Regions from separate parts of the Homo sapiens genome. Here region 1 is linked to region 2. A link is an interaction called in ENCODE POLR2A ChIA-PET data of the cell type or tissue named here. Cell type or tissue: IMR-90. All regions are shown on one strand. Each heading gives the region's core, and the rest is flanking DNA. Links, peaks and the distances in the headings are about the cores only. Region 1 overlaps LOC105376205 (a long non-coding RNA gene). Region 2 overlaps LOC105376214 (a long non-coding RNA gene).

Region 1 (11,485 bases), core at 2,117-10,116, 440 kb before region 2:
GCACAGCCTGGCTTTCTGGGAGGAGCTAATCTGCCTTTCCTCCTATTCCAACTGCGTCTACTCAGGATTTACCCTCCAAGGACATCTCCAAAAATGCTGGGGCTGGGGGAATCTGAAGCCTTCCCATCCGTGTGGCCTGGCAGGCATGCTAGCCTCTTGGCTTGGAGTCACCACTTAGCACCTCACCTTTCCTCTTTATAGAGGGAGAACAAAGATCGAAATGCCTCGTCCCCAGACAAAAACAGACACAGCATTTTAATGATTAACACTGTAACCGTGTTATTGGCCTGCGCAGGCCTCTTGCCATCAGTGAGGCAGGAACAGCCCTGCTGCCTCTTGCTCTAAACCCCAGGGGGAAGGGTAATTTAATAAAGATTCAGTGCTTCCCTGTGAAAGTCCCAGGACATACTTCCTCCTGCCATTGAGAGGTTGCTTGGTAGGTTCTGGGCATTTCTGAAACTCTCCACTGTGACCCACAGTGTATGAGCCTTTTTTACCTGCCCCCAGGTGCTCTGCTGGGTACTTTTCATCTATTATCTCATTTTTTATTCTCCCAGTCACCCAGCCAAGCAGCTGGACCTATCTCCATTTTACAGTTGTGGAAGATGAATCCAAGCTTTAATCTTTCATTCCCCTGCTAGACCAAGGAATGCAGAAATACCTAAAGAAACATCTGGAAGTAAAAGATGCTGCCACAAAGAAGTTCAACTACTTCTTTGTCTCTTCCTTTTGGGGTGATTTTTCTTTCACTTTACTTGTTCTTGTAAAGAATCTTCCTACCTTTCCATTGCCCCTTCCCTCCCACCCACTCTACCCCTGTCATTCTCCTTAGTTGATCTGGAGTGGATGCAGAGGGACCTACATTTGTTTCAGCATAATTCACTCGTCAGCCTTTTATTCAGGTGCTGACTTATCCGGTTGTAAATTCAGTCATTCATTCCATGCTCATTTCCTGTTCTCCTTCTATGTTCAACACCAAGCTCCATGCTGTGGATTCAAAGGTGGTCGTGGTGTGGTCCAGATCTTCAAAGCCCTCATAATCTAGTGGGGAAAGAAGAGATGCAAGCAAGCAGTTTCTAATTAACATGATGAGAGCTCCTAGAGAGGGACTTACACTGTGTTGCAAGAACATAAGGAACAAAAATCAACCTGAAGATAGGCCAGGCACAGTGGCTCACATCTGTGATACCAGCACTTTAGGAGGCCGAGGCAGGTGGATCACTTGAGGTCAGGAGTTTGAGACCAGCCTGGCCAACATGGCGAAACCCCATCTCTACTAAAAATACAAAAAAATTAGCTGGCCATGGTGGTGCCTGTCTGTAGTTCCAGCTACTTGGAAGGCTGAGGCAGGAGAATTGCTGGAACCCGGGAGGCAGAGGTTGCAGTGAGCCAAGATTGTGCCACTGTACTCCAGCCTGGGTGACAGAGCAAGACTCTGTCTCAAAAAAAGAAAACAAAAACAAAAACTAACCTGAAGAAATCATGGAAGACCTCCTAGAGAAAGTGTCACGAGAGTTGGGAACTGAAGCAAAAATAGGAGTTTATTAATTTCTCTTTAATTCCTTTAAAGACCATATCAGTGGTCTAGACCCACCTGCTTCCAGTCTCCTGCATTTAAGCAGACATTCTCCATGTCACATACCTGGCCTTTCCTGACAATAGCTGTTGAGACCAGAGATTGACCTCAGGCCCCAAGTAAGCTAATTCTTAGATAGGCTGGAGATCATTGATTAGTGGCCTGACTTGAAAAGTTGAGCTCAGCCAATCAGATTCCTTCTTCGGGAAGTTAGACTTGGGAAGAGAGGGATGGATCTAGTTGGTGCTGGTGCTGCATTTGCAAATATGCAAGGTAGAATTGGGAAGCCACAATGATTGTCTACCAGTGAAGGTGTAGGGACACTAAAGCAACAAGGAAACAGGAGACGCCTAGGGAGAAAGCAGAGATGTAGCGAGGGCTAGAGAGTCCAGTGACTTCAGAAACAGAAAAAACATTAGGAGCTGCCGGGGGTGACAATGTTTCTCAGTCCCCACTGTGGCCCTTCCTGTCCTGGAATGTCTGCATGAGACCACTGAACAGCCCCACATACATTCCCCGTCCTTTAAAAATGAGCTTAAATGAGCCTTGGTTCTTGAAACCCAGGGTCTTAGCTATAACAATATTCCAAAAATGTTTTCATGGAGAGCAGGGCTTTTCTAGTTGAGTAAGAAGAAGAGAGAGGTGATAGTGGAACATTCTAAAATAACCAACGTTAGCTCTGAGAGGGTGGGAGGTTCAGTTTGGCTGGGCCTAGAGTCAGTGATGGGGCTGGTAAAATCTGGAGCCAGACTGGAAGGGCTTTGAGAAGACACCTTCGTCTTCGTAATTTATGGTGAAATTGTAGTAACAACAAGTCAGTTCTACAAGTAACACTAGTAAATCAGGATGCACAAGACAGGGCTTTGCCAGGAATGAGCCCATCCATTTCCCTTTTATTCCTGGCCTCACTTTATAGGTAGTTCTCATCAGAGGCATTTTATCTTGGCTGAACTTTTGGCAATGGCAAAGCTGAGGGAAATGCTTTTTTTTTTTTTTTTTTTAAACAAGCCTCCACCTTTTTACAGGCCCCTCTTGCCAGCACTTTCTGTTATCAGGAGCTGGGAGATTTCATAGTTCTCATTTGTCATTGAACTAGAGTGTTTTCCTGTCCTGCCTCTTCCCAGGGGTGTTGACCTTGGAAAAGTGACTCAGTCTCCTTGAATCTCATTTTCTTTACTTGTAAATGAGGGTAATTATATTTACCCAGCTGAATTCTAGGGTGGTGCTTTTCCAACTTTCTCTGGGGAACCACCAGGGATTTTTTTTTTTTAATTCATTTATTTATCTTTTTTTTTTTTTTTTTTTTTTTTTTTTTTTGAGACAGGGTCTTGCTCTGTCACCCAGGCTGGAGTACAGTGATGTGATCTTGGCTCACTGCAACCTCCACCTCCCAGGTTCAAGTGATTCTCCTCCCTCAGCCTCCCGAGTAGCTGGGACTATAGGTGCACGCCACCACACCTAGCTAATTTTTGTATTTTTAGTAGAGACGGGGTTTCACCATGTTGACCAGGCTCGTCTTGAACTGCTGACCTAAAGTGATCCACCTGCCTGGGTCTCCCAAAGTGCTGGGATTACAAGCTTGAGCCACCACACCCGGCCTATTTATTTTAATTTTTTATTTTTCAATCCGTGATGAACCAGTACAAGCATGCAGCTTGGGCCATATGCAACCTGAGTTCAACAGCACCCAAACTAGTCTAGACCCCATTCCAGAAGACAAGTCTGCTAGTCACATGCTTGAATGTTATTGCACTGTTAAAACACTAGAGAGGTTTCTAACATGTTGCTTTCAATTCTGTGTTTATTATTGTGAACTGGAAACGCGTAGTTCGCAGACTAGCATCAGTCCATGGACCAGATTCGAGCGACACTGCCTTAGTAGTCTTACGAAATCCAATCAAGGCAACTTATGGGGTAGGGCTTTGGGACTGAGGGTGTGCTTTATATGTAACTTGCATATGTGAACCGTGTTTATGGGATCATAATGTAATGCCGATCTCATGTTTCCTGAATGTTTGTAACTCTTTCTTTGTCTTCTCTGGTTATATTCTTGGGCTGACAATGTTTTCTGGTATGTCCTTTTCTCTTTGCTTGTGACTTGGCATTCTATTCTGCACTGGAACACAGTATGTCCGCATACAAAGGCTGCAGGTTTTAGAGTCAGGGTTGGAGCTAGAATTTGGGCTCTGATACTTTCTAGTGATGAGATGTTGGACAAATTGTTTGATTGTCCCTCAACTTCTGCATTAATTTAATTTAACTTAATTAATTTATTTTTTTGAGACAGGGTCTGGCTCTATCACCCAGGCTGGAGTGCAGTCATGATAACTTGGCTCACTGCAACCTCCACCTCCTGGGCTCAAGCCATCCTCCTACCTCAGCCTCCTGAGTAGCTGGGACTACAGATGTGTACCGCCACACCTGGGTAATTTAAAAATTTTTTTAGAGATGGGGTTTCACTTTGTTGCTCAGGCTGGTCTCCAACTCCTGAGCTCAAGTGATCAACCCACCTAGGCCTCCCAAAGTGCTGGGATCACAGGCTTGAGCCACTGCCCTCTTTTCTATTAACAGAGTGCTGATAATACCTAGCTGGTGGCTATTGTGAGAATTAAATGATTTAATGTGAAAAACCATGTCTTGTGTCTAGTAGGTACCCAGTAAAGCAGCTTGCTTTGCTCTTGTACTCTGATGACATTTTTGTCTGTCTTACATTCTGTGTGATTTGGAGGCTCAGGAAGTGGCACAGGCAGGCTAATAAACCATGGTGGCGGCAGCATCATAGATCGTGATGTCAGCATAGCCCCCATACTTTGCTGTTGCCCCAAGAGGAGCCAGAATCAAACACTATGGGTGAGCTAAGTGCTGAATCCCTTCTCTTTAATAGTGTCTCTACCTCAAGGGACCCCTGGAGCCCACACAGCCACAGAGTCCCAAAAGGTCCCTGCTGATGGGGCTCGGGCTATTGGGCACAGATGCTGTTCGGTGCCTGTCCTTTGCTTAGGGCATTCTTCCCAGCTGACAGAGCCCTGGTTTAGTCATGGAAGGTGTCTCTGTCTCCAGCTCAGGGGTGAATCTTGATTAGTTTAACCAGTAACTGCAATCCCATGTTCCCTTATCAGTAATGAATTTTGGGGTGGGTGTGTCTCTCAGTACGGCCTGAGACTTAAAGTCAAACTCCTAGGCTCAAGTGATCCTCCTTCCTCAGCCTCCTGAGTCGCTGGGACTACAGGCACACGGCACCACACCTGGCTGATTAAAAACAAAAAAAAAAGCCCGGGTGCGGTGGCTCACACCTGTAATCCTAGCACTTTGGGAGGCCCAGGTGGGCAGATCACGAGGTCAGGAGTTCGAGACCAGCCTGACCAACATGGCGAAACCCTGTCTCTACTAAAAATACGAAAATTAGCTGGGTATGGTGGCATGCGCCTGTAATCCCAGTTACTCAGGAGGCTGAGGCAGGAGAATCACTTGAACCCAGGAGGTGGAGATTGCAGTGAGCTGAGATTGTGCCACCGCACTCCAGGCTGGTGACAAGCTAAAACTCCATTTCAAAAAAAAAAAAAAATTAAAGCAGGGAGCTGATGGGAGGCACCTGGAAAAGGTTTCTTCTACTCTTACCACTAGAAGATTCAGGCTTTTTCTGCCTCTGGATGTTTTTCAATCCAGATGTGAGGTCTAGAACTGTGGCAGCCCTCTTGGGACCATGAGGGGAGCCAGTCTAAGAACAAAGTTGATATGTTGAGACATGGAAAAAACATGGATCCTAGATGAAGTTATTGAATCAGCTCTGAAGTCACTCCACCTCTGGCCTTTATGGTGTATAAATTGGACAAAATGAACTTGTAATCATTGTGCTAGCACTCCGTATCAAAATCCTCAAATAAAATGTGAGGAAATGGCTTTGCCGGTACTGTGCAATGCTGAAGGCAGAGTGATGTTTGAGAATTCCTGGGCATGGACTCTGCTTTCTTTCTGCAGTTGAGGAAATGGACTCATTCATGTTGTGTTTAAACATTCCCTTGAATAGAAGCCATAGATGTTAGAGTAAATTCTATTCTAGTGACATGAGCAACGAGTAAAAAAGAGCAGTGACATAGCCCTTTGAATCTCATTAGAAGCCTCACTAAGATGTGTGCTGTGATCTGCACCTGACTGACTGACGTGTTATTCTGAATTCAATAATATTCTCTACCTTTGAATAATTAAAACGGGGACTTACTATAATGGGTAAGGATGTGTAGGGGTGTGTGTGTGTGTGTGTGTGTGAGTGTGTGTGTGCCTCTTCTGTAACTCACCTGAAATCCCTGTAGTTGTTCTATTTGAGGTAATACATTTCCTAATAATTCTTCTTCTTTCTTCTTTCTTCTTTTTTGAGACAGGATCTTACTCTGTCACCCAGGCTAGAGTGCAGTGGTGCAATCATAGCTCACTGCAGCCTCAAACTCCTAGGCTCAAGTGATCCTCCCTCCTTAGCTTCCTGAGTTGCTGGGACTACAGGCACACGTCACCACACCCAGCTAATTAAAAAAATAAAAACACTTTGTGTGTGTGTGTGTGTGTTTAGAGCTGGGGTCTTGCAATGTTGCTCAGGCTGTCTCAAACTTCTATACTTTAGTGATTCCCCACCTCAGCCTCCCGAAGTGGTGGGATTGCAAGTGTGAGCCACCATGCCTGGCCTAAATTTCCTAATTCTTTAAGTCGCTTTAAGTTGAGTGGCTTATTCTTTGCTCTTGAAAACACCTTAATTGATATATGTTCCAACTGTGAGTGTTTGGCCAGTGGGTTCAGGGGTAACACTGGGGTTAGGGACACAAAAGCATATGCTTTCTAAATTTTGCTCTAAGTTTTCACAGTGAATCTGAGAGATCATGTTTGAAATAATCCAGTCCATTCTGCCCTTCATTCATTTGTTTGTTTGAACCTGTTGAGTGCTTCTCATGTGTCAACCACTGTGCCTGGCACTGGGAATGCATTGGAGAAGCGGTCTTGCCTTGGGAACATCATGATCTAATTGACAAACACTTTGGTGGCTCTGCCTGCTAAACTCTCTTACAGGATTCTCAATATCTTGGAAACCATTTATGTGTCCCTTCAAGATTTTTTTTTTTTTTTTTTTTTTTTTAGACAGAGTCTCACTCTGTTGCTTAGGCTGGAGTGCAGTGGCGCAATTGCGGCTTATTGCAACCTCTGCCTCCCGGGTTCAAGCGATTCTCCTGCCTCAGCCTCCCAAGTAACTGGGATTACAGGCACCTGCCACCACGCCCAGCTAATTTTTTGTATCTTTAGTAGAGATGGGGTTTCATCATGTTGGGCAGGCTGGTCTCGAACTCCTGACCTCAGGTGATCCACCTGCTTTGGCCTCCCAAAGTGCTGGAATTACAGGCATGAGCCACCGTGCCCGGCCCACTTCAAGATTTTTAATCCATCTGAGATGTGCCAGGGAAGGAGAGACTTGTTTCTGTTGTCATTAGAAAACCCAGGTTTGTGTGGCGCTGGTTTCAATAAATGTGTCCATCATGTTGGTCAGCAAGAACATCACGTTGGGAAGTGTAATAGCCATAGCTTTTCTTTACATGCTAAAACACAATAAATATTTACATTGGAGGCAGAAAGTAACCACATATTAAATATCTGGGTCTCAGATCATGGGTTATTGGTTTTCAAATGGGCATTTTTTTCAGCTTTATGATCCACCCTAGTGACAGTGGTGATACTTCTCTATACTTCTGTGCAGGTCCTGATGTGTATTCACTGGCTCTTGTGTCCTTATCTTATCTAAAGCATTGTAGAAGAGAACAAATACATCTAATCTTCAGGACAGTGCCTTTGCAGGTGGACAGGGATAGCATATCAAGCACTGAACACTTTGAGCCGGGGAGGCTTTGAGCTTGTGATGTCTTCAGGGAAATGAACATGTGACATGGGGGAATAAGTCTGTTTTTTTTTTAATTAATTAATTAATTAATTTTTTTTTGAGATGGAGTTTTGCTTTTGTCACCCAGGCTGGAGTGTAATGGCGCGATCTTGGATCACCACAACATCCGCCTCCCAGGTTCAACCGATTCTCCTGCCTCAGCCTCCCGAGTAGCTGGGATTACAGGCATGCACCAACACGCCCAGCTAATTATGTATTTTTAGTAGAGACGGGGTTTCTCCATGTTGGTCAGGCTGGTCTTGAGCTTCCGACCTCAGGTGATCCACCCACCTCGGCCTCCCAAAGTGCTGGAATTACAGGCGTGAGCCACCATGCCCGGCATAAGTCTGTTTTTTATACAACAAACGAATGACTAGCATCTCTGTGATAGCAGTAAGTCCCAGAACATGGGTCTTCTTCTTTTTTTTTTTTTTTTTTTTTGAGATGGAGTTTTGCTGTTGTTGCCCAGCTGGAGTGCAATGGCACGATCTCAACTCACTGCAACCTCCGCCTCCCGGGTTCAGGCGATTCTCCTGCCTCAGCCTCCCAAGTAGTTGGGATTATAGGTATGCACTACCATGCCTGGCTAATTTTTTATTTTTATTTTTTTTTAGTAGAGACAGGGTTTCACCATGTTGGTCAGGCTGGTCTTGAACTCTTGACCTCAGGTGATCTGCCCACCTCAGCCTTCCAAAGTCCTAGGATTACAGGCGTGAGCCACTGCACCCGGCCCAGTCTTCTTTTTCATCTCTCTGAAACTCGTGCTTTTGCTTCTTAGAGGAGAGCCCCACTTAGGACCTGGCCCTTTTTTCTCATCCTGCATGTTGCCCCTCAGAAAAGAATAATTGAACCAGGCACAAGAGAGAAGGGCTTTTGGTGGATGGAGGATGGCGGTTTTGGCAAAGTGTTCATTTTTCTTTTCTTCAAGCTCAGATGAGGAAACCCAGGTAGGTTGTGAGATGGTATGAAGTGTATGTATTCATCACGAGGGCCCCCACGGGGGCGGAAGGCAGGAGCTGAACTCCTCCCTGGTGTTCAGAGCTGGGGTTGATTGCATGGAGTGAGGATTCTTGGTAAGTGTAGAGTCCAGGCTCTACCCTTGATAATTGCTCCTTCTCTTCTTTGTAGCTTTTACTTGTATTGCTTCTACCACATCATAAACAGTTTATTATATTTCCATTCAATTAAACCCAGGTTTATTGAACTAGATTCAGCGATAGGTACAAGGGACATTGAAATGAATCAGACACTAGTCCTCGCGAGACTCATGAACTAGGGGGAGAGACTGACAGATTGACAGCCCAGAAAACTCAGTATCTAAGTGTCCCTATAAATAAGACACACAGGGGCTAAGAGAGCACAGAGATGGGGCTTCTCACCAGCCATGAGAGGTCATGACGACTTGGGGAACAGTTAGTTCAGTGTGACTGGAGCTGAGTGTCTGTCTTAGTTCAGGCTGCTATTAGCAAATTACTATGGACTGGGTGGCTTAGAAAACAGAGATTGATTTCTCACACTTTGGGGACTGAAAATCCAAGGTCAGGCTGCCAGCATGGTCAGGTTCTGCCACGGTTCCTCTTCCAGGTTGCAGACTACCAACTTTCTGTTGTAGCCTCTCACATGGCGAAGAGAGGGTGGGAGAGAGTTCTCTGGGTCCCCCCGATATTTTTTTGAGACAGTCTCTCTCTGACGCCCAGGCTGGAGTGCATTGGTGCTATCTCAGCTCACTGCAACCTCTGCCTCCTGGGTTCAAGCGATTCTTTGCCTCAGCTTCCCAAGTAGCTGGGACTACAGGCACACGCCACTGCCCTTGGCTAATTTTTGCAGTCACAGGGTTTTGCCATGTTGGCCAGGCTGGTCTCGAACTCCTGATCTCGTTATAATACTCCTTATAATGTAATGATGATTAGCATTATGTTTTTATTGTAATTGTCATTATGATTATTAAATTTATGCATCAAACATTTATCCTAGTTCTGAGCTGTGTACCTCTGAATCCAAGATCCCATTGTAACTTTACAACAGCTCTAGGAGGTTGGCATGATTCCTACAGCCCAAACATTCTGCAGCTTTTCATTCTGAATCTGGTCATTTTGCATAACTCCACATTGCCTGTTTATTGTAAAATCAACTTGTAAGGAAATAAAAAGCACAAGTAAAATAACCCTGGATCTATATGACTTCCACATCACCTGTTTGTTTTTACACCCTCCCTTCCTGTAGTGATCCACATGTGTTTAGATTTTGATTACAGGTATATGTTCATTTTTAAATATAGGTACAATCTGTATGATGTTATATCCTTCCTTTATCACTTAACATTATTTTCTATTCTATATTGCCATGTTTTTCCTTTTCTTTTCTTTTTCTTTCTTTTTTTTTTGAGACGGAGTTTCACTTTTGTTGCCCAGGTTGGAGTGCAATGGTGCAATCTTGGCTCACCGCAACATCTGCCTCCTGAGTTCAAGTGATTCTCCTGCCTCGGCCTCCTGAGTAGCTGGAATTACAGGCACCCACCACCATGCCCAGCTAATTTTTTGTATTTTTAGTAGAGAAGGGGTTTCACTATGTTGACCAGGCTGGTCTTGAACTCCTGACCTTGTGATCCACCCGCCTAGGCCTCCCAAAGTGCTGGGATTACAGGCATGAGCCACCACACCTGGCCTATATTGGGACATTTTTCTAATACTTTATAATTTTCTCTGGCTGTAGTAGCTACCTTGTGGATATGCCATTATTCACTCACTTAAAGACGGCTATTTTTTGAACATTTTAGATTATGGCGACTATCTATGTCTATGGTGTTTTGAAAATTTCTTCTGAGTTGACTTCTCGGAGTAAATTGTCAGGAGAGGAGTTATTAAATTAAAATGTAGTCAACATGTATTTGTTGAGCACCTGTTTGCTCCAGGCTATGCTCAGTAGCTGGAGGCACAGCTATGAATGGGACAAACATGACCCCAGTTCTCCTCAAGCTTTCATTGCTCTGGGGGAGACAGAGACCAAAGGGATAAGCAAATAAACAAACAAAATAATTATGGGCCTGGTGCAGTTGCTTACACCTGTAATCCCAGCACTTTGGGAGGCTGAGGCAAGAGGATCACTTAAGCCCAGGAGTTCAAGACCAGCCTGGGCAACATAGTGAGATCCTGTCTCTACAGAAGATTAAAAAATTAGCTGGGCATGGTGGTGAATATCTGTGGTCCCACCTACTTGGGAGGCTGAGGTGGGAGGACTGCTTGAGCCCATGAAGTCGAGGCTGCAGTGAACCATGTTCATGATACTGCACTCCAGCCTAGACAACAGAGCGAGACCCTGTCTCAAAACAAAAACAAAAATATACACAAAAACAAAAACAAAATCAAAATAATTATGCATTGTGATAGTGCTGTGAAAAGATAAACAAAGTGATGGGATAGAAAATAATGGGAGAGTCCACTTGGATAGCTTTCCTGGCAGCCACTCTGAGAAAGGGTCATTTGAGCTGAGACCCAGAGAATGAGAATGAACTGGCCATTCAGAGTGATCCGCCGAGAGAGAGTGCTCACGTGCAAAATGGGCACCTGAACATATGGAGTGGGCTTGATCTGTGAGCAGTGTACAGTATACAGACAGCCACACGTTTCAGTGTAATCACTTGCTCCAAAAATCTGGATTCTGTTTAGTGAAATTATTTAATTCTTCTCTCCTGACTCCTGTGTGGCCTCCTGATGCGTTTCTCTGTTTTCACTTTTGTCCTTCTTCAATCAATTTGCCACTCAGCAGCCAGCATAACTGTGTAAGCGTGCATCATGCATGAGCTGCAAGTTTGAGAAACCCCATAGTAACCCTGTCTCAAAATATTTAAAAAAAATAGCATTTAATGGCTTACATAGCTGAAAAGTCTGGATACATCTGGGTCCAAAGGGTCAAACTATAGCTCAGGACTTTCTCAGCTCTGCTTGCCTCTGGGAGTTACTCTTATGCATGCTGTCCCCCTGTTGTGGTAAGATGGG
Region 2 (11,485 bases), core at 1,862-9,861:
CCAACTTTGAAGCTACAGAGCTGCCAGCCTGGTGCCCAGGAGGCTGTGAACATCTATCATGGCTGGCTGGTAGGGGCAAGTTGGGGTAGAGATGCCAGTGAAAGTGGCCCCATTGGCTGCAGACACTAAATCCAAGGAGTTGCCCTCACTCCCCATGCACCCAGCAGCAGCCCCATTGCAGGCTGGGCTGAGTTCTGTCTGACTCTGCAGCAAACACCCTTCCCCTCTTCACTTCCCAAGACATCTGGAGCAGCTGACTCAAGCACCAATGAGATAATGTTTTTATTTGTTCTGTTTGTTTTTTGTTTATAAACCTGGGCTCCTGGGAGAAGCCAGATTCAAAAGTAGGTCTGAGATGTGAAGGTCAGCCTTGAGACTGACCACAGGGCCGAGGCCCAGCTGGGGAAAACACCAGGCCACCACACCTAATGGCCAGGCCAACTGCCTGTTGTTGCACTGTTACAGTTCTTCTCCTAGGTGCCCAGCCCTGGGCAGGAGGTGGGGGAGGCAGAGGCACAGCCTTCTAGGACCCAGTCTTGGAGACCCTCCAGGGTGCTCTGAAAAAGCAAGAGACTATGATAGAATGCAATATGATCGAGCTGTGACAGCAAAAGCTTGTGGGCTTATTTGAGGATTAAATGAGTTGTAGCAAGTCTTCAAGAATAGCTAACAATTACTCTAATAAAAAGGGAAGCACAGGAGCTTTTGAAGCAGCAAGAAGGCTCTAAGCTCAGTTTTGGGAGTGGGACAGTGTGGTGTGAAAGGGAGGGAAGTTTTGGCAGGGGCAGGAGGGTGATCTAATTGAGACTGGGCCCTTCTTCCTCTAGGCTGATGTGTATCCTTATCATATAAACCAGTACTTTTTTCTCCCACTACGTGCTGGAATCTATGCTAGGCTATGCTTTGAGGAGATCACAGAGATGTATAGAACTCAGTTTCTGCCCCTGCAGTGCCCATAGGTCGATGAGAAAGAGGATACATGTATAATCACACAATTGTGCAAAGCCTGCAGGAACACTCTGCAACATCCCAAGCTTCTGAGCCTCTCAAAGCCTCAGTTTCCCCATCTGGACCTATACAATTGGTATCATAATTATATGCTATCTTGCAAGGCTTTTGTGCAACAGTCCTGTAGTAAAGCAGTTAATAGTAGTAAAGCAATTAGCAGAGCTCCTAGCCCATTTTAAAAGCCCAGTAAATGCTGCTTAGTAGGATGATAGTGGTGATAAGTATTGTCCTGAGCCACTAAAGTGGGGGCAGTGGATGTATGGTGAGGATGGGAAAGGGGACATTTGGTTTGAAACATAAAAGATGAATAAGAGTCAAGTATGCAGAGGGATCAATGCAGAAAAAGAACTGGCAGGGAGGATGGTACTACATTCTGGGAAAACAATAGCAGCTGTGATGTGGGTTAATATGAAGGCTGAGCCCCTTCTCGAGCATCTGCAGGTGCTTGGAAAGATGAAGAGTCACTTCAAGGACTTCAAGAATCTTGGATGTCAATGTATAGGTTTTGTCTTGTAGACCAATGGTTTTAAATACTCTCTTCTCTTCTTTCCTTCCTTTCTTCTTTTCTTTTCCTTTCTCCCTCCCTGTCTTCCTCTCTCTCCATTTCCTTTTAGCAATTGAACTTTTCATTTGAAAGCAATGTTAAACAGAAGCCCATTATAAAGAACAAATAGAGGTGGAACTGCTGTTTGAAAGTTACCTATGGAACTACCATAGCTGGGGGTTTCCCCAGAAAGCACGGCCTGAGATAAGCATTTGTGCGCAGGTAGTTGCTTTTTGGATACAACCTCAGGGAACAGTAACAAGGGGGTAGGACATGAGGAAAGGAAGAAAGCCAATACCAGTGGTGCCATGTCCAGCTAATCATCACCATGGACAATGGAGGCTGGATTCTGCAGGGACCTTCTGAGGACCATATAGAAAGTCCTTCAAAATTGTCTGCCTGATGGTGAGAAATGGGGTCACAAAATCCACCTGCTTTCTGCCCCCGTTGGTTAAGGATTGCCCCATAGGTTGTTAACTCCCTTGCATTTTCAAGTTTTCCTGAGCGTAGATGTTGAGCAGGGTACCATGGTTGCCCTACTTCTTGATGTTCCAGAAGCCCCGGGGCAGTAAGTCAGCAAGATGGAGGTGCAGCTGGGGGCATTGCCTAGACCCCACTGGCAATGGCTAGGGTAGAAGGTGGATTGAAAAGATGTGAGGCAGGGCACAGGTGTGAATGCAAGATCTCATGACAGTTTGAGACTGGGGAGAAATGAATAGGGACAGGAAGTCCATTTAGGCAACAATTGGTGCCACAGACCAGGGAACAAGTTGTGAGGGAGGGAAGCAAATAACTTGGAGTGAGAAGGAAGGGGAGAATGGTTAGGGAGCTAGAATGGAGAATGGTTAGGGAGCTAGAATCCGTGGGGCTTGGGGATCACTTGGATGTGGGAGATGAGAGTGACTGGAGTGGTTGTTAGGTGTTCAGCTGGGGCACTAGACAAAGTGCAGTGCTGCTCACCCAAACAAGAGACTCAGAAGTTGGAGGAGATTTATTTATCCATTTATTTTAATGGAACAGATTTTTTTTTTTCCTTTTCCAGGTGGAGAGAAAATGAGCCCTCAGCTTTCCTGTAAGCCTCTACTAAGTGGCTTCCTGTCTGCATGAAACAGAAAGAAATTCCAGAATCATGCAAGTGGGGTTGGGACAGGGTGGGTAGTGTATGCTTAGGACTTGCCTTTTTTTTTTTTTTTTTTTTTGCCTCCATTGCTCTTGTATCTACAGAGCAACTACCTCCTTCTCTACTGACTTGTACGCACAGAGTCCTGATACTGGAAAGACCCTCTCTTTGTGTGGAAAGAAATGCTGGGCACAATGAAGTGATGCACCTGTGTTCATGCCGTGAGCTGGGATGTGAATGCTGATTGTAACCCAGGCCTGATTCTTATTCTTCTCCCCTTCCCTTCCATGCCTCCTGTAGCTCCTTTCTGTTCCCTGCCTGCTTTCTTAGAATGGGCCTAGGGATACCATGAGGTTTTGGTTATTCCCTATTCAAACAAGCAAACACAAAGCATTGTCTGTGTACAGCCTTTAAAGTATGCAATACCATTTTCCAGTTACTGCCTCCCTTCAGCTCCAGTTTTCTCCTCTTCCATCCAGGGTGAAACTGGTCCACAGAGCAGTAGTGTGATCTTCCCAAGGTCTCATGACCAGGAAGAAGAGGTGAGACCTGGATCTGAAACCAGGCTTCCTGGATCTTTCTCTATTTCTAATGTGGGGTTGAAATCATGTCCTTGGTGCCCCCAAGATAACATATATAAGCTTCTAACACATAGCAGCTACCCATTTGGCGCTATTTTCCTCTCTTTCTCCTCTGATCTCTTTCTATCAAACCATGCTGTTGCTCCCAAAGTTCCTCCAGCCAGTACTTTCCTGAGGAGTTCCTGGATTACTCTGTGCCTTTATAGAAAAACAAGAATGGTAAATACACTTCTTGCAGCCCAGACAATGTCTCTAATTGCTCTGAGCGTACATCTCATGTCCGTCAGGATAAAGTTCAGAACCTTAACCTGGCATCAAGGTATTCCACATGCACTCCAGCCTCTCTAATTCTGCCTTCTCTTTGAAACCATTCTGAAAGCACTGGGCAGAGTTCCTTGTCCTCTCAGTTATAGCTCTACAGTTAAAGCACTTAAACCCTCAAAGTTATTGTCTATTTGGGAAACTGTACCCACCCCAAGACTGTGCTGCTTGAGAGTCAGATAAGCCTTATTTACATCATTTTCCTCTATGAATCAGCACAGAGCCTGGCACAGGTAAGTACTCAGTAAATATTTGTTGAATTAATGCCACAATCGATGTATACATAAATCAGTGACTCAATGAATGAGGGTAGTGATACCTGCCCTTCATGAACTTGCAGAGTTAGTGTGGTACAGATGCAAGATGTATAACTATAAGGTTCCAGACAGATACAGAGCATTATTCCCATGGGTTTATAAGATGGACCTTGAAGAGTTAGCATGTGTGCTCACATAACCTGTATTGGCTGCTGTAGGTGCTGCTCTTCGGGTAGCAGGGCCAAGGAGAACCTTGCAAAGTAACCTCATGTATCTTTATGGAAGGAACCATGTTGTAGTTTCTGAATGGAGCTTGGCATAGACAAAGCATGCAGTTCATAGTTAGTATCAATAGTGGCAGATTCAAACCATGGGGCAGTGTGTATTCCATGCAGTGAGTCACCTGGAAATTCCAAAAAGCTCAAATTGATCTTATCTTCCTAACTTCACTCAAATTTTCTGAGTCTCAGTTTTCTCAGCTCTAAATGGAGCCATAATAGGGACCACCTCCCAGAGTGATTGCGTAAGAATTATGCAGATTACACAATGTATGGCTGTGGCTCCCAAAAGTTCCTCCAGTTAATGCTTTCCTGAGGAGTTCCTGGATTACTCTGTTCCTTTACAGAAAACCAAAAATTGTATATAGACTCAAGCATTGCCTGTGTACAATCTTTAGAGTATCTAATGCCATTTTTCAGTTATTACTGCCTTTCAGCCCCAATTTTCTCCTCTTTCATTCAGGGTGAAACTGGTCCACAGAGCAGTAGAGTGATCTTCCCACGGTCTTCCTAGTGACAACTGGTTGGAGCAATGTTCGCTCTCTAGCTAGTATCTAGACATAGAGTAATGAGCATCAACCAAGTATGTGCCCAGGCTTGAGAATCTGCCCTATAGAAGTACACAATATTACATTAAATATTTACAAAGATCTCACTTTCCAACTTGGGCCTGGCAGAGTGGCTCCCGCAAAGAAGGGTGGTGAGAAGAAAAAGGGCCATTCTGCCATCAATGAAGCAGTGACCGGAGAATACACCAACATCATTCACAAGCACATCCATGAAGTGGGCTTCAAGAAACATCCCCCTTGGACATTCAAAGAGATCTGGAAATTTGCCATGAAGGAGATGGGAATTCCAGATGTGTGCATTGATACTAGGTTCAACAGACCTGTCTGGGCCAAAGGAATAAAGAATGTCCCATACAGTATCTATGTGCAGTTGTCCAGAAAACGTAATGAGGATGAAGATCCTCATTAAGTAAGTTGTATACTTTGGTTGCCTATGTACCTGCTACCGCTCTCAAGAATCTACAGACAGTCAACGTGGATGAGAACTAACCAGTGATTGTCAAATATATCAAAGTTATAAAATTGCCAAAAAAAAAAAAAAAAAAGACCTACAGGAAGCTGCTCTGAAGAGGAGAGCCATGGGCCACATGTCTTCATTCCTTCAGTCTGCATGGTTGATTCTGGTCTTGTCGGGTTTAGAAAACAGCTTCATTTATTAACAGAAGGGCATAGGGCTGAGAATGGGCCCTCTGGAAGAAGGCAATTTGAAAGAGATAGGTCCTCAAGACCCCAGCCAAGAAACCTAAGGTGTCAGACCAGGCACTTGTCAAAGCAGGAAATGAGACTTGTGTCAGGAGTGAGGGGGAGGCTGGGGTATCAATGAGTACATCTTGTCCTAGATGGAGGTGTTCTGTAGCAGCCCAGGGGCAGAGAGCTGACTCACCAGACAACAGACACAGTAGCAGTGACCAGCACATGACTGCTCTCAGAGAGGAGACGGTATTGGACTATGCTTCTAAATTATGTACCACACTGCTGCATTGATTCAGGTAAGGCAGGGTAGGGCTGGACTTGTAAGCTGAAGGCCTTGTGGGTTGCTGGAGATTTGGCCTGGGGAAAGTAGGAGCTGACAGCTGCAGTCTCACTTTTTGTACAGACACAGGTTAGATATATTCTCTGCTTGACTCGAAGCTATTGTGTTGGCAAAGACCCTGTCCCAGTCTTTGGTTTTCTCTGTATTAGTGGAACTAAGCATGATGCCAGGCACATGGGAGGTGTTCAGTAAATCACTGCAGAATTTAGGAATAAACATGTAGAGCTGGGGAATGTGTGTTTTAGGGTGGGGGAAGGTGGACACGTTGTCCTAAGAAAAGTATAACTCTAGGATTTGAAATCTTATCCTCTTCAACCTGAGACCTTCTCAGGTAATCGTAGACAGGATTCATGAACACACTTCCAGGGCAAACACATTTCATGTTGATGCAGAGTATCTGGGACTTGGAAGAAACAACTCCTTATCTGAAGGATAATTTAGCAATTAGGAGCTGAGGCCTAACAGAAGGTTACCTAACATGTCTGTGTCTGCTTTCTCATCTGTAAAACAAGGGGCTAATGCCTGTTCATGGGGTAACTGAGGAGTTGGTGAGATGATGTGTGAGAAATTAGCAGTCCACAGCACAGCTTGATAAATGTTTGTTGAATGGCAAATGCCATTCTGGTGACTAAAGTTCACCATGGCTCAGTTCTGCTTTCTGCCTTGACTCATCCTCCTTGTTGTCTGCCAAAAATCATTCTGTGCCCAACCTGGTTCCTTCTCAAACTAAGAGGTCCATTCACAACACTAGCTGGCATCAGGTAGGAAGCCACCCTTGGTCATCTGCTGCTCATCCTCGGGGGACAGACAGTGATGGACAGGCAGACTCTGAAAGTGGAGCTGAGTCTTGAGCACTGAGCATGTCATCCATCATTGAAGCCACTTCGAGAGGAGAGGAAAGTAGTCAGTAGTGTCACCTACTGACTGGCACTGCTGGTAGCAGGGGGTCTTATTTTAGCAATGCCTCTGAGCTCATGCAAGTATCATTGGGAAGCAGGATTAGGTTTGCTAAATATATAATTAAATAAGATGAAATATCAGAGAAGAGGTACAGATGAAGATTATGGAGTTATAAAACAATAGATTGGGAAAAGGCCATGATGGTTTCTTTATATATTCCCTAAGAAAAATAACAAAGCAGCAAATTTCAACTGTAGAGAGCACATGTAGAAACCCACAGGGAGAATCATTAGTGGGTTGAAGGCTGGGATGCATCACTGAAGAGAGAAAGAGAGGAGAATCTGCATTTATTGGCTGCATGGTCTGAGCCAGGCCCTTCCCATGTACACTGTAGTCCTACATGGGAAAGATTACTATTTCTGTTTTAGTGAAATGGAAACTAATGCTCAGGTTTGTTAAGTAACTCGCACACACCCATGATATTTGTGAGTGTCAGAGCTTGGCCTTGTATGTCCAAAGGGCATTGTTCTATGGAGTCACACTGTCCAATAGCCCTTCTGGTTTATAAAGAAACTTTAAATCTTGTCTAATTGTTTCAGCAAAGATCAGAGAAGGACTTCAGGGTGAACCTTTTACTTAAAGAGGGTGTTTGGAACACTTTAATCAAATTTCCATTGTAGTCTATCAATCATCTACCACTCTATGTATGTTTTTGACATGTTCCCATAATGGCCTAGTTGCCCAAACCATGGCTCTATTGACAGGTGCATTCTCCTTTATTTCTCTAAAGCATGAGGCTCGACCAACCCCATCTCTGTTCTTGTTTGGCTCTACCTGTCATCAGCCATAAACTAATCCCATACTCCCAGCTTTTCCCCCTGTTAAAAGCTCCCAGCTCCAATACAACTTCCAACATGGAAGCCAGAGTGATCTTCTCGAATTCTGGATCTACTAATGTCCCAACTTTGCCCTCACATTTAGAAGGGTTATCTCTTGCCACCACATTTTATCCAGTTCTGTGGTCTGGAATTCAATTTATCCATTTTTTTTTTCAGTGTTTCAAAAAACAAAACATTGGTTTTTTTTTTGCTGTCCCAGATAAGAAAGATTTGCTTAACCAAAGGTCATAAAAATTTACTCCTATCTTCTCTTCTAAGAGTTATATAGTTAGTTATAGTTTTTGCATATACGTCTGTACAAATTTTAAGTTATTTTTTATATATTTATTTTTAGATGTTACATCATTTGATTAATACAATAAATTTACTCTATTTTCTATTAACATTTCCATTACATACTGCAGTTTTATAGAGAATACATTGATTTGTATGTATTTATTTGTAACCATTAGCCATTCTAAACTCAAGGAAGATTTTTGTTTGTTTGTTTTTTCAGGGTTAAGAAACAGAAAATAATGATTAATTTTTAAATCTCCCTTTTTGAATAGTTATATTGCTTTTTACTTTATTTTTCTGACTTAAACAAACATCCTAAATAATGTTAAATAATAATAGGTGATAGTGGACATCTGTATCTTGTTCTCAAATTTAGTGGTAATGAACCTGGTGTTTGTTCGAAATTGACTTCAGATATTCTTTACCATGTCAAAACTATTGCTCTATTCCTTCTCTACTATTTCTAGTTGAATCCAGACAGTATAGTAAATTTATTGTTATCTGTTTTTTGCTCTGTTAATCACTTAATGAAATGATGTAATGCAGTTATCAACATTTTCAGTATTGAACCATCCTTGCATTTCTGGAATGAATCCTGCTTAGTCATAGTGCATTATTCTTTTAAGATACTTCTGGTTTGGAACTGCTACCATTACATTTATGATACTTGCACAAATGATATTGCCCCACATCAATATATGACAAATTCCCTTTCTTGGACCAAGCCAAACTACATTTAAAAAGTAGGTAAACAAGGAAAGGCCTAGATGAGGCTTCAGGATCTAATTTTTACTTATTTTAGAGAGCCTGATAATTGTTCATGTGACAAAGTGCTTATATCACAGTTTCTCATTTTAAGGTCCTGCCCTATTTTGGCAAAGCATTGAAAGGAAGTACTAAAGCATCACAGGGCAGTCTCAGTAAAATAAAACTACAATAATACAGTAGTTATACAAACTACAATAATACAGTAGTTATACGGTAGTTATACAATAATACAGCAGTTATACAATAATACAGTAGTTCTGCAATTGTATACAGTAGTTATACAACCAAGAAAACTACAATAATACAGTAGTTAAGTGTTTATGGTATGCCATATGATACTATACTTGACACTTTACATATATTAGTTCTCCTCCTCCTCCTCCTCTTTGGCAGGACAACTTATTGGAATATTAATTAGTGTTTTCTATATGATTGATAGAAGGTTGGAAAAAATGTGTATGGAATATATGTTCTTTTTCCCTGAGGGCATTATTAGAGGCTTTTGTGTTGCAGCCCTGAAAAGAGAAGACATCTAACAAAAATGCCCTTATCTACTCCCACTCTCAGGCCTTTGTTTGAAGAATGTATTGAGATATTGAGGGAAGCTGGCATATGAAGTGGAGAAGGAGGCAGAACTGGCCCTACATGTGCACACACGAACACTGCCTTCTACTGAGATTGCAAGGTAAGTGAAGGTTATCATCCTAGAGCCTAGGGTGGGGGAGCATGCTGTGGCAGGTCCCACCAGTGCCAGGAACTCACACAGCACCTGAGGAGTGCCAGGGTCTTTGATGGGGTGGTCCATGGTGCCATGAAATTGATCACTGAGAGGCAAAGCCTTAGGATATTTGCAAAAAAAAGCCTTAGCGTGATGGCAGAGTTCTGTGTTTGTGAATGGAAACATTTTCATTTTACATCTCAGTGAATAGCTGTGGATTTAAAAATAGAGTATACTCTTCCATTTTTCAGGTGCCATGGAAGTATCCTGGGTCTTTGTATGCAGCCTAGAAAGGAGGTGAGTGTTCCCTCCCACTCTATCTTACAAAAGTTGCACCTCAGTCGTAGGGAGCAAATTCCTGTCTTCTAGCTATACAATTCTCATGCTAACCTTAGAAAGTTTTTAATCATTATCCCATTTTTAGATAAGAAAATGAATATCCGAAGAGACTAAGTACCTGGTCTGAGTAACTGGATGTTATCTCAAGTTAACCTCCTTTCTCATGGCTGAACAATTATACTGTGCTGCCTTACATTAAAAAAAAAAAAAAAGCTATTCCTTACTAAGGGACTACTTTATGTAATGCACAGGGCTAGATGCTATATATATATGTATGTATATAAAATTTCAAGGAAGTCCTTCCTATTATAATAATCATTTCATCTTATGATAAAGTAGAAGATGGAGAATTATTTGGTAGTTGTTAGACCCAGTGTTTAGTCCCAGTTCTGCCACTAGCTTTGTACATTAGTTTCTTCATCTGTGACCTGAGAATAACAAAATTTGCCTTTTGATATTATCATGAGTACTGAGTGAAGTATTAGAAATAGCAGGATCTTGTTAACTGTAAAAAGATGTGCACACATGGACCCTGCCTTTTACTGAGACTGCAATCTATACTGGTCGTCTCAACCAAGCGTCTCTCTTCAGCAGTTACTAAGATACTGAGGTATACATTACAACGCAGAGGGGACCAGGATACCACGAGGTGGACACTAGCCTTGGAAACTGATTATTTATATTTGTGTGTAGTCTCCTTGAAGCAGAGGTTAGGTCAGACATAGCTCTTCTGGGTCTGGCAAAGTCAACTGGAAACCGCTAATGGCCAATCATCCTATAAGATTGCTTCTTTCCAGTCCTCTGCATTCAGGGAAGCCAAACAAACAAGGCACTTTCATCACCACTCCAAGGAATCTATCTTTGACAGCTTCCAGACAGCAGACATATTGGAATATATAGTCCATCCATAGAACCCAGAAGGTGATCTCCCAGTAGAGATCAAGCCATCTCAAGAAAAGTCCAGAAAAACTCCCTGAGCAGATGTCTGCCCTCAGGATAACATTGAGGCAGATGTTTGTGCTCTGAGGTCACTGCATGGTATTGGCTACATCCAGAGTTGCTCAGGACAAGCTGTTTGTTAATCCAGGCTAGTAAATGAGGGGGTGTCTAAGGTATTTGTTAAAGAGTCACCGAAGTCACCCTCATTGGGCCAAAGCTTGGTAGAACCCAGGAAGTAGCCAGATTATGCCAAAGGCAATGGGGATTTCAGGAAAAAAGTTCAAAGAAAATCACTGAGATTTAACAATAGATTTCTTTTTCCATCAATATTGGGAAAGTGTGCCTGGTGAAGAAGGCATTGGGGGACCCAATAAGTACCATGAAGGTTACAGACATCTTTTACTCTTTCTTTGCTTATTCTGTACTCCAAGACTTGACAATGCCTTGTATATACTTGGTACTCAATAAATGTTAGTTGGCAATTGAGCGAATGAGTATTTGGGCAGTAAGTGGGATGGTCCCAGTTGTTGTATGTAAATCTCTGTACAACTTAACAGTTGCTTGCTTATGGAGAAATAAATTTTGCACTAACCCCCAATTTTTTTCTCATGAGGACTCACAATGCCAGATACAAAGAAGGAACCGATTTAGGTTGTTCTAGACTCAAGGGTTCTGGGTTCCAGTTTCAGCCTTAGAGCTATTCTGAATCTTCACCTGTCTACTTGCATGAAATAGAGAAATCATGTAGTCAGTTTTCTTATCTGAAAATTTAAAGTGGTATTTCTTACCTCATGAGGCTTTTTTTTTTCATAATTCCGTGAAAAAATGTGTATGCTCTGCCAGTACAGTTTGTGTAGGGTTGCAATTAGGAATAAGAGAAACATGCTTTGGCATCAGAATGTGTTCAGATCCTGGGTCTACCACATAGAAGCTGA

The links. Peaks named below come from ENCODE experiments on the same cell type or tissue, not always from the same donor. Only the 100,000 strongest peaks of a DNase experiment are listed, where the experiment ranks them.
Region 1: POLR2A ChIA-PET joins it to region 2 with 11 read pairs; 2 of 35 experiments call an interaction of 5 or more read pairs at or near these places.

What each region holds. Positions count from the first base shown.
Region 1 is chr9:107,597,820-107,609,304 of GRCh38, forward strand. All of the region lies in intron 5 of LOC105376205 (a long non-coding RNA gene), which reads left to right. Among named protein-coding and RNA genes, the nearest start is that of KLF4, 110 kb to the left of the region's middle. In IMR-90, for the core only: no CTCF peak of the experiment used is centred there; no DNase peak of the experiment used is centred there; H3K27me3 peaks cover 726 bases.
Region 2 is chr9:108,035,426-108,046,910 of GRCh38, forward strand. It overlaps LOC105376214 (a long non-coding RNA gene), which reads right to left. Exons shown (of 6, transcript XR_007061722.1): 6 at 7,820-11,485. It also overlaps the pseudogene RPL31P43. Among named protein-coding and RNA genes, the nearest start is that of KLF4, 550 kb to the left of the region's middle. In IMR-90, for the core only: no CTCF peak of the experiment used is centred there; a DNase peak (open chromatin) is centred at 6,346; H3K27ac peaks cover 197 bases.